Regions from separate parts of the Homo sapiens genome. Here region 2 is linked to region 1. Evidence: chromatin contacts called from ENCODE Hi-C or POLR2A ChIA-PET data. All regions are on one chromosome and are shown on one strand. The core of a region is the stretch at or near the end of the contact, and the rest is flanking DNA. Distances in the headings are between cores, read along the strand shown.

Evidence for each region. Hi-C counts contacts between places; a loop is a spot of excess contacts on that map. ChIA-PET counts read pairs that join two places held with the same protein, here RNA polymerase II (POLR2A). Pooled maps may share reads with other maps.
Region 2: a loop to region 1 is called in a map of heart left ventricle, with 8 times the contacts of the local background. The contact joins the promoter of MEOX2 here to the enhancer-like site in region 1. A Hi-C loop is called at or near these places in 11 of 168 maps with a recorded cell type or tissue (Right ventricle myocardium inferior, cardiac septum, endothelial cell of umbilical vein and 3 more) and 12 of 50 pooled maps. POLR2A ChIA-PET finds 5 or more read pairs at or near these places in 1 of 52 experiments (H1).

The regions. Positions count from the first base shown.
Region 1 is chr7:15,835,946-15,842,230 of GRCh38, reverse strand. No RefSeq gene overlaps it. Among named protein-coding and RNA genes, the nearest start is that of LINC02587, 150 kb to the right of the region's middle. Within about 2 kb of position 2,714, at least 13 of the 41 ENCODE cell types and tissues checked have a DNase peak (open chromatin) inside an H3K27ac peak, as active enhancers do; they include endothelial cell of umbilical vein, heart left ventricle and heart right ventricle, where a contact is called at or near this core.
Region 2 is chr7:15,684,051-15,690,335 of GRCh38, reverse strand. MEOX2 (mesenchyme homeobox 2) reads left to right here and starts at 3,653. Exons shown (of 3, transcript NM_005924.5): 1 at 3,653-4,450. The coding sequence starts at 3,934. It overlaps LINC02587 (long intergenic non-protein coding RNA 2587), which reads right to left and starts at 1,958. Exons shown (of 2, transcript NR_110094.1): 1 at 1,884-1,958. RefSeq lists an enhancer at 4,457-5,289.

The DNA of each region.
Region 1 (6,285 bases), core at 1,465-3,964:
TCTTTCTTTCTTTCAGAAAATACTGGGTGTTTGATATTTGTTTCACTGTGCTAGTTTCTGGGAATGTGTAAGTCATATGCCATAGTTCCTATTCTCTATTTATCTCTAATTTAGGAGGCATTATTTTTATTTAGTGAAATATAAATCAACATAGAGAAGAGTCAGGTGGTCGTACTGAGCAGTCAGAGAGGTCTAATTCAAATGCCTTCTCTGTCTTTACCAGGCGAATGACTAGAAAATCTTATCTAAGTTGAATTTTCTTACCAGAAAAATAGAGGTAATTTTCTTACCTAGAGTTTTGTAGATTAACCAGATTGGCAGTTTAATGTGGTTAACTGAGTTTAGACATCCCGTAATAAATTTCAAGCCTCCAAAATGGAGGCTTCCTTCCATTAATTTGGAGTTTGTCACAATAACCATTTCTCTTGAACAGTCATTGAAAAAAGTCAATATATATAGTAAACTCTGCTGTCAATACTTAGCAATTAAGTAAAACAAAAAACACCTGAGAAAATGTAAACAATGAAGGATAAAATTGTTTGCTGATACTTTTGCTTTAGAATTCTACATCATCTAACATATTTACATTTTCCTTAAAAAGTCAAAATGGATCCCAGACCCTCCTATCTGGACTGTAACATTCTTCAATGTATTAAGTTGTTTAAAGAAAGAATATGTACCCTCATGGAGAAATCATGTGGGTCATAGAATTTGGACCATTCTCATCATGGACAGTAAGTTCTCACAGCAAAATAATAAACTGGTTGAAATATAATTTGGTTTCCTTTGTGACTTGACTGCAGGTAAGGAAGAGGCTGGCTGTGTGGATGAGAGCAACTTGCTTTTTACAATAATTATTTGTTATTGTAAATTAACAATTTGCTCTTCTGGTATTATATGGAAGTATTTGATCCTGTTGATGGCACTGCCTTTGCTTTTGCAAGATTAAAATGAAATGAAGTTTCTGAGATGTTAACTCTATTCTTGACCTCAAACATGACACCAAGATGACTGGATACAAGAAGAAAATTAATGTCACCTCAGGAAGTATCTCCCCCATACTCCATCAAGAGCACTTACGTGGCCATAAGCACTGGCCACATCCCCATGCACCTGGGAACAATCCATTTATTTTCTAAAACTTTAAAACTTTCTACAAACCTGATTTTTCAATTTTTGATATGTTTCTTAAAGTATTTTATCAAGATTTTTTATTTATTTCCAAATACTGGCTTGGATTTTTTTCTCATCTGAACACTGAGAAATTCCAGGAAAAAAAACTATATTTGGTACTTCGTGTCTTCAAATTTTGATGCAATGACTTTATAAATTAGCCTATACTGATAGTGTAAAACTGAGTTAAAAAAGGAAAAAACTTAGGCCCGTGTGGAATATTTACCAATGCTTACTTTAAGGTATAAAAATGTGAGTAAATGAAAGTAGAAAAACTGGGCTGAAATGTATCCACCACTCTTTTGGTAATACAGTAGTAGGTATTCATTATGATTTATTTTCCCTTGAAGCATATTTTGTCTTTAAGTTATTTCGGTGTGTAAGAACAGAGTACATTCACATTTGTGCTTTTTTTTCCAATAAAACTATTGCTGCATTGTTCGTTCTAATATTTATCTCTGCATTGAATTGCTTCTTGAATTTTTCTTTTTTATTTTTAAGTTTCATATTCTACATGAGAATGTGTTTACTTCTCTACTGTGCTGCTGGGAAGTTAAATGTAACAGTAAAACTTTATTGAAAAGTAGAAAATAGGAAATTTTTCGAAATTGAAATTCTATGTCTTTGTTCTTTTTGGAGAAAAGATTTTTTTACCTATGTGCTTTGGGGATTTGACATTAGTCATTTGGTTGACCCTAGGAAAGGATGTGAACTGAATCCTCTTGAATGAGATCATTTTTGTTGTTAAATTTTTTGGTATTCTTTGTGTAAAATTGATCTAAAAGATTCTATCTATTCTGATTGTTTTTCCCTCTATAAGGAAGTATATATATTTTTTAATGTTATCAATCCCTGTACCTATTTGTTAACATTTCCTTAAATGTGTTTTCTCCAGATGTTGGAAGTAAAAAAAACAAGTGCTTGTTATTTTTTCCATTGTCACTCTTTACTACTTTCCATAGGCAGCATATTGTGCAAGCCAAGAACTGGAGGAAATAACAGACGTGTGAGCCCCAAAATTATAGGCACAAAAATAACTTTCATAAAATAGGTTTTAAATGACACCACTTTCCAAAAAGCCAGCTCTAATTGAGTCAAGCCTAGAAAGCAGTTAACTTAAGGGAACATCAGACACACGTCCACTGATCCCAGAAAGCGTTCCACGGTGTGACATTAGCGGGGATGATGACATTCCCAGCTTGCTGCCAGCACATTCCAGAAGGCAGGCCCGGCATTTTGGTACCAGTTGGGCCAGTTCTCAATAGTACTGTTCTGATATCGTTGAGATGATAGTTTGTTTATACAAGCAACTTCCGAGACTCCCAACTACATTGCTCACCCGCAAGAGATAATAGTGGGGAAAAAAAAGATAGAACGCAGAAATAAGAGGGAAAACTCCTCTGGTTTTTTCTTTGAATGCAGACAGAATCCTCACCCGGGTTTACGGACTGGAGCAGCGCGGGTTCCTGCTGTTCATAGAATGTTACAGATGGCTGCCTGGGCAGGAAGCCCTCCCCCTTCCTTAACGGGGCTCTGGGGAATGCAAGGGGCCTGGAACCAGCCCTCTCCTTCCCTTCCAAACCTCTTCTCCAAACCCCTACTGAGTAAAAAAAAGAGAGAGAGAGAAAAGAAAAAAAAAATACGCATGTCCCTGGAAACATTTCTGCCAGTCTGTTTTTAGTGGAATCTTGAATTAACCTCTTCACTCCCGATTAGAGTAGCGATTTATAACTTTGCCGACATCTCTTTAATGTCCTGAATCAATTTCACCAGCTCATTGAAGTACCGTACCATTTGGGTTGAATTATAATAGTGCTTTTGAGTTATGCAACAATTTCAAGTGAGAGAAAGCAGGTTTGAATTCGAAAATAATTAAAATTATTTTAGCACATCAAATATAGTATTAATAGTGTTCTCTCCATTTTTTTAAAAAAATCACATTTTGAATATTTTGTTTTTCTCATAGTTTTTCCCCTGGTGGTATAAATTTTATAAATACCTCGCAATTGTGAGGGAAAGAAAATGGCAGAGGTGCTGATCCAGGACCCTGCAAACTTGAGTTGCTCAATTAACCCACCTGGAAAGGAAAACCTCTGAATTTCTTATGTGAGCCATATTGATAATTTTCTTTTTAAAAGCCACTTTTGTTTTGAAAATCTGTTACTTGCAGTCAGAAGCATCTGAACTGAAATAATACCTTTAGAGGAAGTGGGATGACTTTTATTTCCTAGGAATAAAAATGGAATGTCTTTACTTATATTCCAAGTAAGGGATTTTGTGATATGTATTTAGTTCATGCAGGTTTCCAAATCATAAAACTTCTTGGGAGGCATATTAAACCCCATGAAATCTAGATTCTAGAATTAAGTATTATTTCTTTGATAACCAGTCTTCCTCCATGCATTCTTAAATTTCAGTTTATCTGACTCTGATAGCTAACTTCAGGTGACTCTCAGCTTGCCAGTTTCAGAATCAGTGGTAGGGCCTGTAGTCATACCCCACAATTTGATCAACCACATCATAAAACACTCAATAGAAATATTGGCCAACACATTCAAGTGAGAGCCCAGGCCAAAAGCCAAAGTTTCCATCTCTAGATTTAATTGTCATTGACTCTAAATATGTATTTGAGGAAAAAGAAGGCCTATTGGGCAAATTAGAGCCTGTCGACATCAGCTCACTAGCTATATCACAATCATTTTCACATCAGGTGTATCAAATTCAGCCAAATCGAAGGGTCCAGAAAAAGGAGGCATGCTGTTTACACAGCACCTTTTGTCTCCCAGACTACAGGCTTCTTTTGCTATAGTACAACTGATTCCAGTTTGCATGGAGACAATGCTATTTGAAAATATATATATTTGAGGAATCTGAACAACTGATGTCATGTAGTTTATTGCTAAGTTGTTGAAGCCCAGGGGTTTTAAAAAGTTGCATTGATTTCCTAAGCACAGATAAAAATTTCATAGATATCCTCAGTAAAAAACAAAAAAGCAAAATAAGTTCTCTGTGTGTGTGTGTGTGTGTGTGTGAGTGTGAATGATTTCATCTATTATGGTTTTTACTGAACAGCTGAATAGAAAGAATCATAATAAAGATACATGAAAGTGGAAAAAGAACCTCTGTTGCATAAGTGTAATAGATAAAACATGAAGTGTGCTTCAGGGAAAACAATCAAATCACACTGGAAATGCCTTAAGTGTCTACATGTGTAATGATTCAGCAAGGCCCAATGTGCTAATGACAGGCCATTGCCACATGCCACAATGCTGCAAAGCAAAGCCATTCCTTTACGTTGCCCTTATCCAAGTCCATTAAGAAATAATGGTTCTAAGATGAAAGTCTTGTTAGGGTTTCAATGAAAATGTTTGGCACACCACGATAAAAAGTCAACAATCTGCTTTTAACGAGAGACACTGGAGAAATGTTGGTTAACATACCACTGAAAATATTAATTCTCCTTAATGGCAGGATGCAACGTAGCTTTTTATAGTTTTTGATCCATGTCATAAATTTGGCTATGACAAAGGGGATATTCCGTCTTTAACTCTCTGGCAAGAACATTAGCTATTTTCCAGCCCTAAAAAGTTTGGTCCTTAGTGTTCTTTGTAATGCACCAAAGGGCCAGATTTCTATCTTCAGAAGGACAGGCTGTGTTTGGGTATATGTACATACATTCACCTGTATTTGTGAGTGTGTAGTCAATGTGTGTGGGTTGATTGTGAGTAGTTTTCTTTGAACTTTTAGAGAAAGAAAAATATTACAAATCCCAAGTCCCAGATTGTAGCATCATTGTCAGAATTCCAAAAATTGCAAAGCTGAATGAATGAGGAAGATAACAGCCTTACAAAACACAATGACTTGGTTACTAAATGCCCCTTTCCACTGGATGTTGTTAGAAAAAGTATATTTTATCCTATTTTGTTTCGCTTAGCGTAATTATAAATTTTCAAATTTTAAGGGTGAGAAGGAATGACCAACAGGGAAAGTAATCCTCTCATTAGCTCAGAGCAATGAATTTTGGCTTTGAAACTTACATTTTAAAAGAGGGTTATCCTTGTTCAGAATTTTCATGTAAAGTCCTTTTTTTGTAAAATACCTACATATACGTGTGGGTGTATACAGCCCCTCCCCCACATACACACACACATACATATATATGTGACAAGTATTAACATCAGTGCCAGACTTGAACATTTTATCCCTAATGCCTTCTCTCAACTCTGCCAGTGAGTGAGTGTTTGTTTTGTTTTTTCTTCAACAGTATTGAAAGGAAAAGGAATTTTTTGAATTAGATAACTATAAGGAAATTTACTAAAGGAATAATGTTTTATTGCTATAATGGAAGTACATAATTATAACCATAATGTTTTAAGTTTATTCCTGATTTTTTGGCATTCTTCGACAACAAAAACTTTTAAACTTAAAATAAGCTAATAGATTTATGTTTCTTCAATTTAAATTTCAGTGTGTATCCAATGTTTTAGAGCAGTGATTGAAAAGAAAGAACTGTAATTACAGGAAAAATAATTCACCACCAGAACACCTTAATTTTTTTTTTTTTTTTTTTTTTTTGCGACAGAGTCTTGCTCTGTCGCCAAGCCAGAGTGCAGTGGTGTGATCTCAGTTCACTGCAAGCTCCGCCTCCTCGTTTCAAGTGATCCTCCTGCCTCAGCTTCCTGAGTAGGTGGGATTACAAGCATGCACCACCATGCCCAGCTAATTTTTATATTTTTAGTAACTAGTAGTTCTTTAACTTTCATGAACACAATCATCACTTAGTGGTGGTGAGTGACTTGTTAAATATCCAAGTTTCTTGATGCAGAGACTCAGTAGGTCTGGAATGCGGCCCAGGAATGTAAATTTAAAATATAACTTTCTCCTTTTCCCACTGATGCCATTGGTCCTTTTCTCAATTTTGAGAAAACACTGCTTTAGATCTTATGAAAAAATGTCTTGGACAAAGGGAGTTAGACTTATTCATGCCCCAGTTCGTTTCCTTGTTAGGGAGTATCTTCACACACTCATAGAAAATGTGTGCTCCTTTCAAAGACCATGGAGCCCTCTTCAATGCAAGTATTCCTGTGTTGACTTGACAAGCAACTGGAGAAA
Region 2 (6,285 bases), core at 2,404-4,903, 150 kb after region 1:
TACCCAATAAAGTTTTCAGAAACAAATTACAACATTAATTTAATTATCCACCCTTTAGTTCATATATTATGAGTATATGTTACCAAGGAAAATTTATCTATTAGGTAAAATTCAAAGTAGAGTTTCCTATTTAATTTTAAATATTTGAAGTTCCATGACAACTCATGTCACACGTGTGCAGAAGAATGGCAACTTTTAAAAGAATCGTTGTGAATCTTAAAGTAAAATTTAAATACAATTTTGTTGTATTGCTTAATATGAGCTCTAGTCCCCTTAAAATAAAATAGTCCTAATAAAAAGAAATCTCTGCCTTTACTCTTGAATGTCATTTTATTTAAGCCGAGGAAACAATAGATATACACACTTATCAAGTTTAAAGAACCTAGCCTACGTTTAAAATAATTATAGCTGTGGACCCTGCAAGAGCTAAGTAGCTTACCTTTTCACAGAATCAACCTCTTTATAATGTGTTACTTGATATTGAAACCTTACATGAAATGTTGGCATTAATATAACTTATCTTCAGGAAAACTCAAGTATATTATAAATGTAGGATAAATACTATATCATACATAGTTGTAAATGATTGTTATATAGAAATTTTATAATAAATTTTATAATTTTTACCATTCTTCTTGATATCATTAGGTAAAAAGGCATCTTTTCAATATTGGATTTTATGGATGTGAACACTGAAGTAGCTATTATAGGAAATGCTAGGGATTTTTTTCCCGTTGTTACTACATTTTAAAAATTTCTCTATAACCTAGAACATAAAATTCAATATTCTATCTTATTCCAAATATTCTAATAAAATTTAAAAATCTTTATGTAATGATTAATACATATTTAGAAATCCAGAGAAAATTAAAGTTATATTTAATTCTGGAATTCACCAAGACGTCCTTTTTAGTCCTTCATTTTTTCCTTCCAAATATTTTCCTTATATTCTGTTTTCTATAAGAAAACTGGACATCATAATTTTTGCTGATATTAAATGTTCTGTGTCTTCAATTAAAAAGACCTTTCTTGCTAGCTTTGTTTTCATTGCATGCCTTTGGAATGACTTCCTCCTTTTCTAACCTTTCTTAAATTTTTCTTCCCAGGTTTCTGGCCCCACAGTTCTAGAGGCTGACTGACTGGGGCAGGTTGTAGAGAAACTTCTGGACAGGTTGTTAACATCTGACACAGTGAGTGAGAAAAAATCCAGCACAGTCACTGGGCAGGTTTAAGAAGAAGTGGCAGCCTCGGGAGATGAAAGGTTTGTGTGTGCTTGTTGCTGGTTACCTGCAACACACTGGTTAAATTCAAATCCATTCATTTAGTAATTGCTTAGCTTCCTCTAAACCAATGTAATGCAAACCAAAAGGACCGTTGTGGATGTTTTGTACTGATGTCTGCAGATCATGAGTAATTTTAGTCTGTCTTGTCTGACATTTTCCACAATGCTTTTAGTTGACAGCATTATATTATGTAAATATTTCTGGTTAGGTTTATTGAGGTGGTTGCCTAAATCTCACTTTAAATAAAGCCTTTAATGCTTTCACCCAGAATCCATAGAGAAGCTACATGAGTTGGGGAAGTTTAGTGTTGCTCTTTGTACTTTAACTTTTAATATCAGAGCACATATTGAAACCATAAACACAATGAAAATACAAAAAAATATTCCGACGATATTGGAGGACTATAACTCCCCCACCTCTTTTTATTCTTAAAGAGCCAAGGGCGTGGGGAGTGGCAGGAAGAGATATTCTCAAGATCTAAGTCCTGGACGCCATCCTGCGAGTGCTTAAAGCCCCTAGAAACGTGCAACCTGAACAACACCCCTTTTCGAAGTCTAAAACAATATTAGATTCCCAAAATATCGGCAAAGAAAGTCTTACCGTCAGACTTGCAGCAGGTTTCAGCTCAGACCCAGACTGAAAAGCTGAGCAGCTGGTGAACAAAAGATTTAGTTTTTTTTTTTTTTTAAACGAAGTCTGCAAAACTAATTTCCCTCAAAATAGAGCTCAATTTCCGTTAAAGAAAGCAGCGCTTACAAATCTCAGAATTCCTGATCAACCCCCACTCCACCCCACCTCTGAGCAATAGAAAACAATTCGATCTTTCACACGGATGTTATTGCGAAGCCACTATTCTGCAGTGTGACTTAAAAGAAAAGAAGATAGTGAGGCTTAAGCAAGGGGACTGGAAGAGGAGGGGAAAGGTTCTGCTTTGGGGACACCTCTCAAAGATTAATCAATGCTTTTTCCTAATTCAAACCAGATGTCTAGCCCAGTTTGCTGTACCCATTAATCCCACTAACAACTTCAAAGACCTGGTCATCATCCTCTGGACACCTGAGACAATGAAAAAACGGGGCGACACTGCTGGTGGCGCATTTGGGGCCCCGGGCAGAATAGGTGACTACAGATATTCTCCTGATGCGACAGGTCGCAGATGGGACATGACTGTTCCTCCTGCTCATTACAGCGCCACTCACTTGTGTGTAAACGACTCTGCCCCCAGCGGACCCTGTCGCCCGCCAAGCAAGTAGCAGCTTCAAAGCCCTGCCCTCGCTCTCGCATGCTTACTAGAGGCGAGTTTTCTATTTTATTTTCAGGGGTGCAAAATTGTAACCAAGTGCCCACGGTGAGTGAATTTTGGGAGCTATCGAAATGTAAGAATTCTCAGTAAATGGAACCCTGGTGGTAAGGAATGCATTAGCGGATTTATTTTTGAGCAGAAGAGAGTGGATTTCTGGAGGAAACCGAGGAGATCTGGGCTAGCTCCTGAGGGGAAAGGCTAGAAATGCGCGTGCAATCTACACATCTCATATGACCGGGACACAATCGCTTGGAAATATTCTTGACCCAGGAAAAGTTCTTCTTGGTGGACAAGTGGCTAGGAAATTGAGCGGGACCGGGAAAGAGGGGGAAGGGAGCCTCCACCTGGCATCGCACGTGAGGATGCCAGGGAGCAGGCATCTGCAACCCTTTCAGACTCACGCCTTCCTCCCACCCACCCAACCAGGTCCGTCTTCTTTCTGCACTGAGAACCGCCTTTTCCAGGCCATGGTGCTCATCCCCGCAACCTCAGATCTGGCGTCCCAGCCTATTAACAACCCACCGACAGAAACCAGCTGCGAAAACCTAGGCGCGCTGCGGCGCCCGGGGCACGGGAAGATGCAAAGTTTGAAAAACTTCGAGGGTGCGCCAAACTAGCTCTGGTCTTTTCCTTTAACCCTATTACTTCTTTCGTGTTCCTGAAAGGATAGGCGTATCCCTAGCTTTTCTGCAGGTGACAGTTCCCAAATGACACTGACAAGTCACGTTTCCCCGAGAGGAAAGTGAGTAGGTAGGAATCAGGGTGCTAGGTTGGGGGTGGTGTGCGCCGCGCCCAGGCCTCCAGAGTCTGGAGGGCAGAGCTGCTGCCCTCCCGGGCGGGACTTAGACGTTGGCGTGCCGCTTGTAGTCCTGGCAGCCGGCAGTGCTGGGCGGGCGTGGACGCTCTACGTCCGTCCAGCAGGAGATAGGAAGTGGAACTGGGAGCGCGTGGCGCAGGCTGAGCGGGAGTTTTGGAGGGAGTTTGCATGTGGTCAACTCTGGGCTCCTAAGCCAGCCCCCAGCTCACGTTACACTCTATTTATAACTTCTCAGAGCCATTTCCCCCTGAAAGCAGTTCTCTGGGACCACCTTCTTTTGGCTTCAACCTCTCCCACTCTTGACATCTGAGTAGCTCAGGGAAGCTCTTCCAGGTCCGACTGTTCATATGTAAAGGAGACTGGCCGCTGGGGCTCAGGACCGGGATTATCCGAGCTCTGCAGAAGTGCACCGCTATTGCTTTGGGAGGTTAAAAAAAAAATCACACGGTTTCCAGTGAAAAAGTGACAGAGGGTGGTGGCCTTTGGAACCGCCGTGAAGTCTTCTGCCTGGAACCCGAAACTTGCATGCTATGGAACACCCGCTCTTTGGCTGCCTGCGCAGCCCTCACGCCACGGCGCAAGGCTTGCACCCGTTCTCCCAATCCTCTCTCGCCCTCCATGGAAGATCTGACCATATGTCTTACCCCGAGCTCTCTACTTCTTCCTCATCTTGCATAATCGCGGGATACCCCAACGAAGAGGGCATGTTTGCCAGCCAGCATCACAGGGGGCACCACCACCACCACCACCACCACCACCATCACCACCATCAGCAGCAGCAGCACCAGGCTCTGCAAACCAACTGGCACCTCCCGCAGATGTCTTCCCCACCGAGTGCGGCTCGGCACAGCCTCTGCCTCCAGCCCGACTCTGGAGGGCCCCCAGAGTTGGGGAGCAGCCCGCCCGTCCTGTGCTCCAACTCTTCCAGCTTGGGCTCCAGCACCCCGACTGGGGCCGCGTGCGCGCCGGGGGACTACGGCCGCCAGGCACTGTCACCTGCGGAGGCGGAGAAGCGAAGCGGCGGCAAGAGGAAAAGCGACAGCTCAGGTAAGGGCGCGCCAGGCACCCTCGAGAGTGCGCGCCGGGCTGGAAAAGGGGCGGAGAGATACTAGGGGAGATTCTCGCACTGGAGGGTGGCAGCAGGGAAGATGGGAATGTGTTGCCCTCTGTGGCTTCCTGCGGCCAAATTCGGCGGTGAAGCTTTGGTCCTGATATTTGGGGACACGTGTTTATTCGAGAGCAATGCGTATACAGCCAGCAGCTCTAAGCCCTCCAAAGTCCTAAACTAGTTTACCAGAAGGTTGATAAAAAAGGACAAGTGGCTGTGAAATCGATTGTGAAGCGTGACCTTCCATCCCAGCGCTGGGGAGGGAGGGGCGTGCGCCCAGGGATGCAGCGTCCGTTGGGCAGGCGTGCGTGCGGGTGCCGCTTCTTGACTTTTCTCTTGCAAGTTGCCGACTCTGAGTGGCTCGATTTTTCCCATCGTTAACTGGATTTCCAAATTATTGCACAATGTTTGGAACTTGCAATGGAACTTGGCAGAGCGCATGAGAAAAAAAAGTTTCAGTTTTTTTTTTTTAACATTCTTATTTCAGCGTTCTTTAAATAGCACCCTATTTCAAATGGTAAAATTTTCCCTTTATTGGGGAAGAAGACATTATCTAGGAATTCAGATTTTAAGGAATGTGTCAGAGAATTGTAAATAAATAGATGCTCACACTGGAAGAAAGACGAACCTTAATAGTACATGTCCATGTGGTGTAAGCTAATTACAGAACCTAAGTTTCAAAAGTGGAAAATAAATCCCTCTACCAAGTGGGTATTAGTAGAGACAAATACTGCGAAGCAACAGCAACTCGGGTACTGTTAGTTAGATACGTGTCTAAAGGGGTATGCAAGGGTGCGCGCAGGAGGCGCTGATTTCAGTGGGGATAATTTGAGCAGCCATGCAAAAGGGGAACCTTCCTGACCTCTGGTGCTTGAAGGCACAACGTGCCGAATAAATTGTAGCAATCCAGAGAAACTCAAAGTTTCCAGACAAGTTTTCAAAGCTCTTACCTACCTGTATTTTTATAAAATTGTTAAAAGATACTTTAAAATTAAGAGACTTGTGAGTTTTCTTTCGTGGGTATAGTGCAACCTGGATTAAATACTTTTGGAAGGTGTCATTTGTTTAATATAATATTTGCATATTTTTCTTCCTCTGTGGAATTGGGTTAATAATAGTCCTAGAAGGTAATCCCATATGTTGGTTTGAAGGATTGGAAAAATGTTGATCGTGTGTAAAGCTTTAGGTAAGATGCCACATAAATGAAAATGATTGGCCGCATATTTAATATTCCTTCACCATTCACAGCAATATCAATTGTTCTTCAGCGTTACTATAGGATGGATTCTTCTCTCACGGTCTCAAAAGCTAACTTTTATTTTCCAAGGTCAGGGGGTGAACTTTTAATGTTCCATCACAAATTAGTTTTTATAAGAAAATTACCAGTAGTGTCACTGATATTTAATGTATTTTCCTAACTATAAGTGAAACTCTCTTTAGATAGTGAGTTGAAAGGTTAATCATAGCAAAAAGGTTTCAATTTTTATTAGAAAAACAGTCGATTTTAGAATGCAGTGACAATTTCATAAACTGAACATTTGATATCAGTGTAACTTTGGAAGCAGATCCCAGTTCGGGTTGATGAGCGTACTCTTGCAATTCCCATAAGCTCTTACGGTTCATTTTATTTCTTGCAATGAGAAACCTACATGATAGATTGTTCTTCATGCTTCCTGAACTGAGCCATTGCCCTTAAGTTTCTCAGGGCAAACAATTTTCATACAAGCACATGTTATTTTGTTTGGGGAAAACTGAGAAAACGGAATTCAATAAC